Linked DNA regions of Homo sapiens: region 2 is linked to region 1. A link is a loop called in an ENCODE intact Hi-C map of the cell type or tissue named here. Cell type or tissue: IMR-90. All regions are shown on one strand. Each heading gives the region's core, and the rest is flanking DNA. Links, peaks and the distances in the headings are about the cores only. Region 1 has its middle 12 kb from the start of HDDC2. Region 2 overlaps RSPO3 (R-spondin 3).

Region 1 (6,512 bases), core at 868-5,867:
AATATATTAGTTAATTGCTGATGAGTTGCTAATGAGCTAATTTATATGCACAGATAGGATCTAACTATGACATAGGAGTAGCATGCAAAGCTGCAAAGCACTGCTAAACAGATCATGGGTGCTGTCCATGGCACCTCTCAGGGCAGGTTAGAGAGAAGAGTGTGGAAACATTGTGCCTCTCTTCCCACCTACTCAATAAAGACAACAGGGAAAACACATGGAGGCATCTTTGGCCATGAACTCCTCACTGCTTTACTAAGCAGCCACCTGTAGTATTAGAATACTACCACTAAGTGGCACCATCTCATTAGTATTCTCTTTTATCAGACTCCTGAAACCTGCTGCGCCTTCTCTTCTGGACCACGGAATACATTTATTGTTCTGTGTTGGCTGATTTGGGTTTAGCAAAAGGGATCTGCTTTCAACATGCTCCTGTGTTTTTTTTCCTCCTTTCCCACGTGTTTCTTTCATTCTTGGGAATCTGAGCCAATACTTAGGCATACGCATAGAGATGAAGGCCATCGTACTGGTAATAACCATAACAGACAACTTAAAGAAGACAAATACTAATAGTGAGCTTTTTAATTTGTAGAGATGAGTTCCCACTATGTTTTCCAGGCTGGTCTCAAATTCCTGGCCGCAAGCGATCATCCTGCCTCAGCCTACCAAAGTCCTGGGATTACAGGCATGAGCCACTGTACTTGGCCCTTTTTTTCTGCAACAATCCCCCAAAGCCTGAATTTTTTTTTTATTTGTAAAAAATAAATAGGGAACTTTAATTGAAGGCTTTTATTTTTGTACTGGGGGCTTTCCAGGTATTATTTCCCAAATTCATCAGCACTCAGTAAGGTTGCCTTCATTTTGTGAGCAAAGAAGCTGAGATTCAGAGAATTAAAGCAAACTTTTCAAAGATGCCCAATGAGAAGGTAAGTGAGACACAACAGGAGTCTAAGCTTACATAATGTCAGAGCATTAATGATCTTTGAATCATTCATGTGACTTAAATATTAGGTATAGTGAGAAAAGACAGAAAAAGTCTAACCCTTCGTGAAGTTCAAAATTGGAAAGGGAAAATAGAGTAAGTGAACCAAATTATTTGTAATACAAAACAATGAGTTATATATGAAATCCATCAAGTTTATAAAGGGTCTGAAATTATTGGGGACACTTACTAGGTACATGCCTCCAGTCCAGGAGACATCCTGAAACCAAATCTTCTCTTGAAGTAGAATTTTTCTGAAAGGGACATAGCTCTGAAGATGAGAGTGAGGAAGTTAGAATAAAAAATATATATTCTCGGGTTTAGCCCTCAAACTCTTGAATCTTTGCTGAAGATGATTTTGTTTCATGACACATTAATTTGTCCTATGTTATTTGAGGTGACGTCTTAGCTCTGTAAATAAGTAAAGGAGATCTAAGTAAACGTTTCAAAGGCTAACAGGCCAAACTCTCCTAGACTGATTATCCCCCAGAACCCCAGGAAAAGCAAGAGCCAGGAATCTCATAATGTGAAGACAAACTAACATTGACGTGTTATGGGCTTGACCTCCCACTTCATGTCTTGCATGCATCACTGTACTTATAACAACCCAACAAGATATGTGTAATACTACATTCGTATTCCATCAGGATGTTGAACTTAGGCAGGTTCAGCACTCACCAGAGGTCACACAGCCAGTGAGTGGTGAAGCTGGGATTCCATCCAAACTGGCAGATCAAAGAACTTGGCTTTTAACCTTTAAATACACTGCCTCCACTTGGCATGCTACATGGTGGTGAGCAAATGCTCTGGCCATTGTAATACTAACTTAAACTTGATTTATGTTTCAAAGAAGTTTCAAGTACATTATTGAATTTGATGCTAAGAACAATCCAATGAGAAAGGCAGTTTAGATTTTCTTATTACCACACCCGCCCTCTAACATGCACACACACAGACACAGACACACACACCCCAGGAGAGTTTAAGTGACTTGGGTTAAACCACAGAGCTACTAAGTGGCTGACCCTGAACTTGAACCTAAGTGTTCTCATCCTTAGCCTACTGCCTTTTTCCTGTGACAGCAATACCACTTCACAGTAAAAAAAAAAAAAAAAAAAAAAAAAAAATGAGGTAAAATTTCCTCCATGTCACTCAGAACATGACATTATCTCCAAAAGTCTCTGTTAAAAGTTAGGCAAGTGGCCAGGTGCAGTGGCTCACACCTGTAATCCCAGCACTGGGAGGCCGAGGTGGGTGGATCACTTGAGGTTATGAGTTTGAGACCAGCCTGGCTAACATGATAAAACCCCATCTCCACTAAAAATACAAAAATTAGCTGCGCATGGTGGTGCATGCCTGTAGTCCCAGCTACTCACAAGGCAGAGGCAGGCGAATCGCTTGAACCGGGAGGCGGAGGTTGCAGTAAGTTGAGATCGCACCACTGTACTCCAGCCTGGGTGACAGAGTGAGATCCTGTCTCAGGAAAAAAAACAAAGACAAGTTACTTAGAAAATATCGTATGAACATCAAATCATATTAATACGTACAGGTGTATATTTTAAATCACTTTAAAGCTCCCTATAAAGGAGAATCTAAAACTGCTTTTTCAAAATTTTTGCATGAATAAATTCAGACACATGTGTAGTGATTTACATAAGTTTATCCAGAAATCAACATCTGTGTTTTGTGTGTGTTATGGATAGAGAGATTTGTACTTTATTTGCACTAGCCACATGCAACAAATGTATAAAGATAAAATCTCTATTCAGATACAGTCTAAGATATCACAATTAGTTTTTATTTAGTCTCAATTTTCTGGTACCCTCTAAGCTGTAAAATCCTGGGAATCCAAAAAAAAGAGTTCAAAAGAAAGGGCCTGAGGGCAGCAGTCAGTGGCTGGAGAGTCAATAGGGGAGTCTTAGAAGTCATTGCACCACTCTGAACCCCACATTCCTCACCTATAACAAAAGGGCTTAGAAGAACTCTAAGATCTCTAAAATGCTAAGGAATAATTCTTAACCTCGATAAAGTCTGAAGACTTGTTTTACTCTGTAAGGATCTACATTTTAAAATAAGTAGCTAAGAATTTTCCATTGCCGTCTTTTAGTAGTAGATTTTTATTGACACAGAACACTCAGGGCTATTTTTCAGAGCCCAGATTTATCCACCTCCCGTGTGCTTCCACTAAAACCGACACGATGTACAGTCTCAGGCACTTTCTCACTGTTTAATAAAAAGGTAATTGGGTGAAGAGCCGTGAGAAAATACTAGTGACTAGATTATTCACTCTTCCGCTGGCCAATGGTTCCTCTGATTTTGGCCCACAGGGGGCCACTTTGATTCGCTGCTGAGAGGTGGCGCTCTTGACCAAAATATCCTCACATCAACGCTGGTGGAGGCTTCCCACTTTATGACTTCCTTATAATAGGCCACAGATGTTCAGTGCAAATGACTGTGCAATACATTGATATCAAAAATTGTTATCACCATACCCCATTCCCTTGGATGATGAATTTCATTTAGAATTACAAAGGAGCAGGAAAAAGGAAGAGGAAGAGGGCAAAACCTCAAAAGACTTCCAATGTTTCAAGAAAATGTTGGACTTTGTTGTGCGCCACTATCAAGCTTTTTCCAAATTTGGTTTCCAAATTACTACGGCAAAGAGGTGAGGTTAAAAGGTTTTGCTGTCTGCAGGCAGAAGGCATCTTTGTGCTGATATGTACCAGCATTCATGTAGAGCTCTAGAGAAAGAGACCCAAGTACTCAGAGACTTTCAAAGGTACAAGTATTATTCTTAGTAATAAACCCCAAATTGTTATACATAGAAATTTGAAATTTAGAATTTAATAAACTGTAGTTCAAATTAACATAGAATCCTCAGAAAGCAAGGCATAAGGATTTGTTTCCCTGATTTAAACTGATGATATGATAGGATGCATCTCTTTATACCCTCCGAATCATGAATCTTTTCACGGCCATGAAATAAAACATGTTAGGGTTTTCTCTTGGCCTGGGGACAAACTGGCTGCCCTTCTGTTAGTCCCATAGATCGGGTCAACTCTCCATGGATATACCAGTACCCCCAGTTTCTGTCTGTCATGACAACTCACCTTGGACAATGCTTCAAATTATTAGATAATCCTTATATTAAAACAAAATTTGTTTCCCTGAAGTTTTAAATTTTAATTCATAAACAAGACAATACTTTAAGATTTTTTTGAGCATCTGCCATGTGCCAGTCCTTGTGAGGGCTTACAAATAAAAAGGTGAGGAAGTTATATGTAGTTTACCTGATCTTGTGGAATTTATAGCACACTTCTCTAGTTCTCTCAATTTTTCCATCCTAATGCTCCTAGGAAATAGATCACATTCCCATTGTAACAGTGGCACTCTACAGCAGGCACATGAGCATCTCAGCAGAGAAAGGAATTATAACCTGAGGAAGTCCCCAAGTGACTCTACTTACCACATGCCCCTCTTTCAGAATCACTGCTCCAATGGCTCTATATTCCTATAGAAGTTTAATCCTACATCAACAGGGTGGCAGGTCAAATATCTGAAGACAATTATTACGCATCTTCTCCCCCAACCCCTCAATATTTGCATCTTCAGGCTTAACATGCCACAGAATTCAAACTATGATGGTTGTGTTCTTGAAGAAAAGACTGGCTCAAAAAAAGCTATTGAGAACAGCTGTAAATGCATTTACATCTGTAGTTAAATGGAACTGAATCCATCAGGCAGAACCAATAGCTGAGGAGGAGAAAAGGTGATGAGAAGACAGAAGCCTGGGCTACGTGCAGTGCATTGAAATGTAGGCTAAAATGAGCAACCAAAAATGCGAGGAACGTGGAAAAGAGAAGAGGGATGCATTGTCCCATCATCTTGTCTTTCTTCATTGTAAGACACAATAGATTGTTCCTTGTTGGGGATTGGAAAGGAAGAATTATAGAAGCAAGCATATTCTGTACGGATTGGTCAAACAAGATTTAAAGCGAGAGACAGAGAAGGAGGAGGAGGGGGAGGAAAAGAAGAAGGAGAAAAAAAGAAATTCTAGGATAAAAATCATTCCCCCTTATAGAGCTGGAATGTGTATAATGTAAAGAGACAGTTGCATTAAAGCATTAGGCCTCATGGCCTGATTAACATCATTTGATCTTTTCCTATTGAAAAGACCCTATGTGTTTCCAAAGGCAGTGGCTTTTTAAATAAAACCAGAAGTCTGGGTGAGCAGAAAGCTGTTAGAAGAGAAAGCAACTTGTTTTATATTTAATCATCTTTTTATCCTACGTGCTTCATAATCTTCAGTTTCCTTCTCTCTGTCAGTAGGGGATGCATATAAAGTTAAAAATCTAGACTCTGGGAGATCTAATATGACAAAAACCAACAAATAAAAATTCACTATGACCTAAATTGGTCAGATCAGACTTTTGGGCTGCCTGTCTCCAGGAGCTTTTTTTAAATTTTTTATTTTTTCTGATTTTTTTTTTCATCTTTTATTCTCCCTCCTCTCAGCTATTTAGCTAACAATCACTAAGCGATTTCAGTGAGATTGATTAGCACACCATCATACCAGTTTTTTTTGTGATTTACTTTTTATCTTGCTTTTCTACATTCTTTTGCAAGTTTCTGGTGAGATTGGCGCTCTTCCTGAATTTGAGAGTGACCATCAGAAAGCCAGAATTTTCCATTAAGCAGTTCGGTGAAGCATATTGGTGGGGGCAACTGGAGCATCTCCACATCCATGCTGTCATCTCAGTGTGGCCGGGCTAAGAGACGGGGAGGGCTTCTGGTTGTTTGAGAGGACAGAGCAGTCATCGTAACTAGTTCAGTCTCAGTGGCCCATTCAGCTCCTGGCATAGCTGCCAAGCCAGCCAACAAAGGACCATTGTAATCCTGACGGTTTCCCAGCAATGACCGGACAGGCGCAGACCACCAACCAGCTCATTTCACTTACACTGTTCACAAGTAAGACCATGAATGGAAAAAAGTCAATGGCAAAAATCCCACATCCTGCTAAAGTTGGTTATGTGGACACTTTTCTAGCGAGCGAGTCTGCCTTCAAGCTGGTAATCCTCATACCTGTTTTCTTTGTTTGTTTGTTTTTAAGTACAATTAGCTTGAATGATAATGCGAAATGCTCGTAGAATCCTACCAAAAATTAGGTTTGAGTTTAAAAAAATAAGAATATAGCATACAATACTTTGAAAAACAATGTATAATAAAAATAAAATGCCATAAATGTAAAGCAAAATTGAGATAAGTTTTGAGGATAAAAAATAATAATTCCAGCTAGTGTGAGACCACTGTGACTATTAAAGAATTAAATTTTGGTGTCTAAAAATGGAGTTTTCAACTATAAAATGGAATTATTTGAACTCAGTTTCCAATTTTAGATACGCAATCAAAAGTCTGCCTTTTCTGTGAACCAAACCAATGACATCTCTAACTCTGAATTTTTAAAAGTAGCAATACACCTTGGGAGGCTGAGATGAAAGGATTATTGCCTAAGCCTAGGAGTTCGACAGCA
Region 2 (5,000 bases), core at 1-5,000, 1.8 Mb after region 1:
GGATGCCTCTGACCGCTGAGTAAATGACAAGGGAGGCGCGGCCGCGGTACCCGCTCACCTAGCGCAACCGCCTCGCGCGGGGAGACCTCGGCTGGGCCCTTAGGCTGGACTCCGGTAGCCGAACGCCCGCTACCCGGCCAGGAAGCCAGGGAGCGAGCGCCTGCGCGGCCGCATCCCCGACACGCACCAGCGGAGCCAAAGGGCGCGCGAGGCGATGGGGTTCGCGTGTCTGCGCGTTTGCAGAGCTGCCGGACGTCCCCCGCCCGAGGGTTGAAGACAGCAAAACCCCAGCTGTGGGGAGCCGGAGGTGCGGAGTTTCCAGGTTCTCTCTTGTCACATGTGAGCGTCTGTACCATCTCTGGCCCTTTCAAGTGTGTCCCCTGGGACACACACGTACAGAGAGTGGGGTCTCCCTAAAGATTCGCCTCCTCGCTGCCCTTAATGCTGTTATTTGGAGGGTTGGATTGTGATGGCTTCTTAAGACGGTGTCCTAGCTGGAATTAAGCGGACACCACCACGGCAGCCTCAACCTGGGTTGGTCTGTCTGAAAGGTAGAATCTTCCCAAGATGAAGGGACAGATGCGAAGGTGTCACCTCTCCTCGCTCCAGGGTAGCCTGGCGCCCTCGCTGCTCTAGTGTCTGTGTTCCCATGGGGAGTCCTTTCGCAGATCTCAGAGCAGGGGCGACCCTGGCTCTATGGTTGGGGGCGCTGGTGGAGAGAGGGAGGAGGAAACTTCTCCTGGAGCTCGCGAGGGGCAGGAAGCGATGCTGCTGCTCTGGGCTCTCGCACCTCCGCGGCGTGCAGCCCAGGCCCAGCGGCCCCACCTGGTTTCCCAAGGGGATCCCTCTCCCAGCGTCCCGCCCGGGAAGCCTTTCGGGGCAGACGTCGGGGCAGCGCGGAGGACACAACACCGGCTTGTGTGAGATGGAAATTTAGTAATCGCTTCTCGGCCGCTGTTTGTCCCTGCCCTGCCCCTGGGCATGAGGGTCCCCTGAAAGCTCCCTTTGTATTGCTGGCCTCGGCCAGACAAGGTTTGATTCACCTGAAAATTGCCTTTTAAAAAGGTGGCAGTGCCAGAGCGACAGGGGCCCTGGCCGGGCCTCACCGCCTTTAGGATCACCTAGCAGGGGGCAGGAGAGCCCAAACTAAATATGTCAGGGCATCCGATTTATTATTCTTGGCCTCCGAATGGTGTGTACTCTGGTAACTCCCCACCCACTCTTTCATTCCGGCCCGGACGCGGAAGGGGAGGCCTGGGGTTCAGCGGTGTCCACGCGCCTGGCGGTCCCCGCCTCCTCTCCTCCCAGGGTCTGGCCTGGGGAATTGAGTCTCAGGGTCAGTGGGCATAGGGAGCCCGGGCTGGAGCGCAACCCACTCTGCTTTCCATCCGCTCTTCCAGCCCGTGCCCATTGGGCGTCCCAGAGCACGCTCTCTCCTTTACCCCCACCGAGGACCCCCGGGCTGGGAGCCACACACTTGTCAAGGAGGGACAGGGTACTGAGTGTCAGAGGCGTCTCGCTTTGCAGTTTTGGGGCCCCTGATTCTGAAGGAAGACACAGGAAAGAAAGCTTGTAGTCCTTTTGTGCCCACCTCCCCCAGCGAGGACCACGGCGCAGGAAGCTTTCCCCGGGCGCTGCCTCAGGGAGCTGTGGGATGATGCACCTCTAGGTTGGGCCGAGAGGAGTCAAAAGGCAAACTGCTTTTCGACCTGCCTTAATCATCTCAAGGCCAAGTCAAAGGAGACCTCTGTTTGTGTTGAGGGGATGAAAGAAGGAATAGTGGAACTGGGTTGCAATTCCAATTTTTCTGTGGGAGTGGGACTGGGAGACAGCACCCACAGCGATGCTCTTGCTCCTTCGCACTTGAGTCTGCGTTTGCGGCTTGGTTTGCTGGTGCAATCCTGGTAGAGGGGCGACCCCTTGCGTCCTCGGAGGAGACAGACTAGACTCTTGGCAGGTGCAGTATGACTTAAGGAGGAAGGAGTGGAGGGTAGAGAGGTCCTCTTTAAATGCCCAGAAACTCAAGGTCAAACTGCATGTGCACAAACTCAGATATACCGTTTGTTTTGAAATCTCTGGGGGAAAAAAACGAACAAAAAGATTCAATTCACAGTTCCTGTTTCTCAAGTAAGGACTAGGAAAAGTTTTTAAAATGAAAACATGTGGTCAAACGTGTTTTCAAAAGAGGCTGGCTATCCTAATTGTTTCTTCAAGAGACAATTAAGTGAATATTTAAGGAGTCTTCTGGCCTGTAGTTATATAGTTTCAATTTCCTAAGCTTAAAATCATCAATAAAGATATGACAGGTAGAAAATTAGGTGTTAAAAACTTCTACAAAAAATTTAATGGTCTCTCTTGATTTAGTAGGAAACTTTTTTGTAAACAAGAACATTCATTTGAAGTGTTAAATATTGTCATGTCCAAAGAATCATGCATTATCCTCAGAAATAGCAAATAAAGCCATATCAGTATTCTCCTGTTTCCCTAAAACAACTGTAATTCCATTTGTCTCTACTTTGATATAAACTAGTGATCCTAGTTATTACAAACTAGTGTTTCTTCTCATAAAAGAAACAATGTTTTAAGACAAGACCCTTGTACTTTAAAATGTCTATTTAGTTATGGGTGAATAAATACACAATAAATTTTTATCTATTTGAATTGGTATACAGCTCTTAAAAATGACTCAACCTTTGAATTCCAGATTGTGTGCTAATAACATTAAGAAGCACTTTTTTTTTGCCATAATGATAGCCACAGAATCTTAGTGGGGCCTCACATTTTCACGTGGATTAGTTGCTTGGGCCCTGAAATAGCCACTGAAGTGAAGAAGCAGGTACTTATCTTCCCATCTTAGAAAGAAAAGGCCTGAGAACTAGAGGCTCAGTAACCTACATAATGCCATATATCTAGCAAGTGGAACTTGTCTCCTGCCATGAATCTCACAGTTATGTACACCTTTATTCTATATTCTGGTCATAGAGAAGATATCAGGTTTATTAAGTAATAAATTAGATGGTCTCAAGGCCATCATTTATTCAATAGGTTTAGAGAATAAACTGTTCTCCTTGACTGGAAATTTTTGAACTCATTATTTTATATAATGGTGATCAATGTCAAAGAATTAAATACCTAATAGTAAAGTTTTCTAAACGGAATATATCATTTGATTATCTAGGAGATACTATGGGATTATTCTGTGCCAGAAGGTTATTGTTAGAAACATCAGATGGCATTTAGCATCCTTTTTATTTGATGCCATCTAGTAGCTCGGTTTTAATTGTTCAGACTCTAGATAAATGCAAGTTTTGAAAAGCCATTATATGCATAATAATTTAAAAGCACTCATTGCACAATCTATAAAACTTCGCAAGTCTTTCATAAAGACGTCTGAAGAAAGAGAGAAAGAATAAAAAGGAAATAATTTTCATGGTAATAAAATAAAAACAGACTATTGGAATGTACTGGTCATTGCTCATGACATTGTTTCAGATGTTGAGCCAGTCTTTGAAATTATGACACACCCTTTGTGATTATGTTGTGAATCCTGGAAAATAACAAGTTAACTGATAAAATAGAAAAATCTTTAATTCTACTATACATTTTGTAATATTAATTTCAAATGAAAGTTTGGTTTGGATATTGACTACAATGTATTTTTCACACTTGTCTACGTTTCTCACCAGTCTGCCTTATTTTTGAGAGTAACAGTGTTTTAAAGATACAGACACGAATAGAATTTGCTGAAGAAAGTGTATTCTTTGATACGTCGTGTAACAGCTGTATAAATCAAGACAAATGCAAATTCATATGCGGTAGTGGCAACATCTAAATGCAAGGAAAAACATCTTTGTGAACTCAAATTTAATCATCATTACATTATCAGGGTTGTTTCTCAAAATATCCCATGGTGACACTATTTTAATTCCGTTTATTACTTTAATAGAAGGATTTTAACAAGAACGTTAGAAATGGTAATTTTAAAATACCTTCTTTTTAGCCCCAAGTTACTCAAGTAATGAGAATGTAAGAATGAGTATGAAACTGATTTAATGTTGTTATTTCAATATTCCTTTAAACATGAAATATGAAGAGTATTTGAACTTGCAAATAGATAAGCTTTACTAAGTCATTTCTCCATTAAATAATTCCCTGGCATTTAATATTGTACAAATTAGGTCCCCAGAAAGCAATGAATGGAAATTACAACGTGTAGTAAAATTTTATTTTCCAGTTATTATGGGGAAACCCTTGCTGCATTGCTCCAAAATGAATTTATTAGACATCTGATTATTTTAGATTATTTGAATCTGGACAGAGATCTCCAGATTGCTACTAAATGTCTAAAATATTTTCTAGTTCAATGGTTAATCTTTTTTTAGTTGTAATAATTCTTTTGAATCCTATGCAATGTTGGCAGAGTACTATGTAGAGTTTTCAGAGCCCTATGTAGAGTTAAGACCAAAATACACCTCTGCAATTATAAGAATGAGCTATGAAAAAATAAAACTATTCTAGATATACTGATTTGCCAAATTGTCTTTTCCCCTTTGTCTCCATCCCAATGTTTCATTTTGGACATATCTTGATCTCTCTCTTCCTACTTCTTCACTATTCACTCACATATCCCATCCCCACCCCAAAAAAATTATTTTCCAAGTAGTGAATTCTTGAAATGCCATCAGAGTGGATATTGTGTTTCATGAAATGTAAGAAAAAACTTTGGTTACCATTAGGAAAACATCATTCAGTTTTAAGAGCACAGTAAGGATCATGCAAGACAGTGTGTTGAAATTATGTTTGACTTGGTTAGGACTATTTCTTCTAACAGTGCATTATGTGCTGGCATTTTTTTTTTGAAAATAATAATTTGAAAAAATGTTGCATCATAAATTGCACAGTTTTTTTTTTTGCTTGGCCTTTGATTTTAAGGGCAAATGTAGATTGCTTTCTTAATTAGAGATTTTTCTCAGGGTTTCACATGATTGAATATCTTAAAA

The links. A loop is a pair of places that touch in the nucleus more often than their neighbours do. Peaks named below come from ENCODE experiments on the same cell type or tissue, not always from the same donor. Only the 100,000 strongest peaks of a DNase experiment are listed, where the experiment ranks them.
Region 2: a loop joins it to region 1, with 7 times the contacts of the local background. A loop is called at or near these places in 10 of 110 quality-filtered maps.

What each region holds. Positions count from the first base shown.
Region 1 is chr6:125,310,966-125,317,477 of GRCh38, forward strand. No RefSeq gene overlaps it. Among named protein-coding and RNA genes, the nearest start is that of HDDC2, 12 kb to the left of the region's middle. In IMR-90, for the core only: a CTCF peak has its summit at 3,335; a DNase peak (open chromatin) is centred at 3,346; H3K27me3 peaks cover 861 bases.
Region 2 is chr6:127,119,662-127,124,661 of GRCh38, forward strand. All of the region lies in intron 1 of RSPO3 (R-spondin 3), which reads left to right. It overlaps LOC105377989 (a long non-coding RNA gene), which reads right to left. Exons shown (of 14, transcript XR_002956387.2): 4 at 1-2,075. Among named protein-coding and RNA genes, the nearest start is that of RSPO3, 3.5 kb to the left of the region's middle. In IMR-90, for the core only: a CTCF peak has its summit at 1,919 (motif pointing left); a DNase peak (open chromatin) is centred at 1,900; H3K4me3 peaks cover 194 bases; H3K27me3 peaks cover 1,828 bases.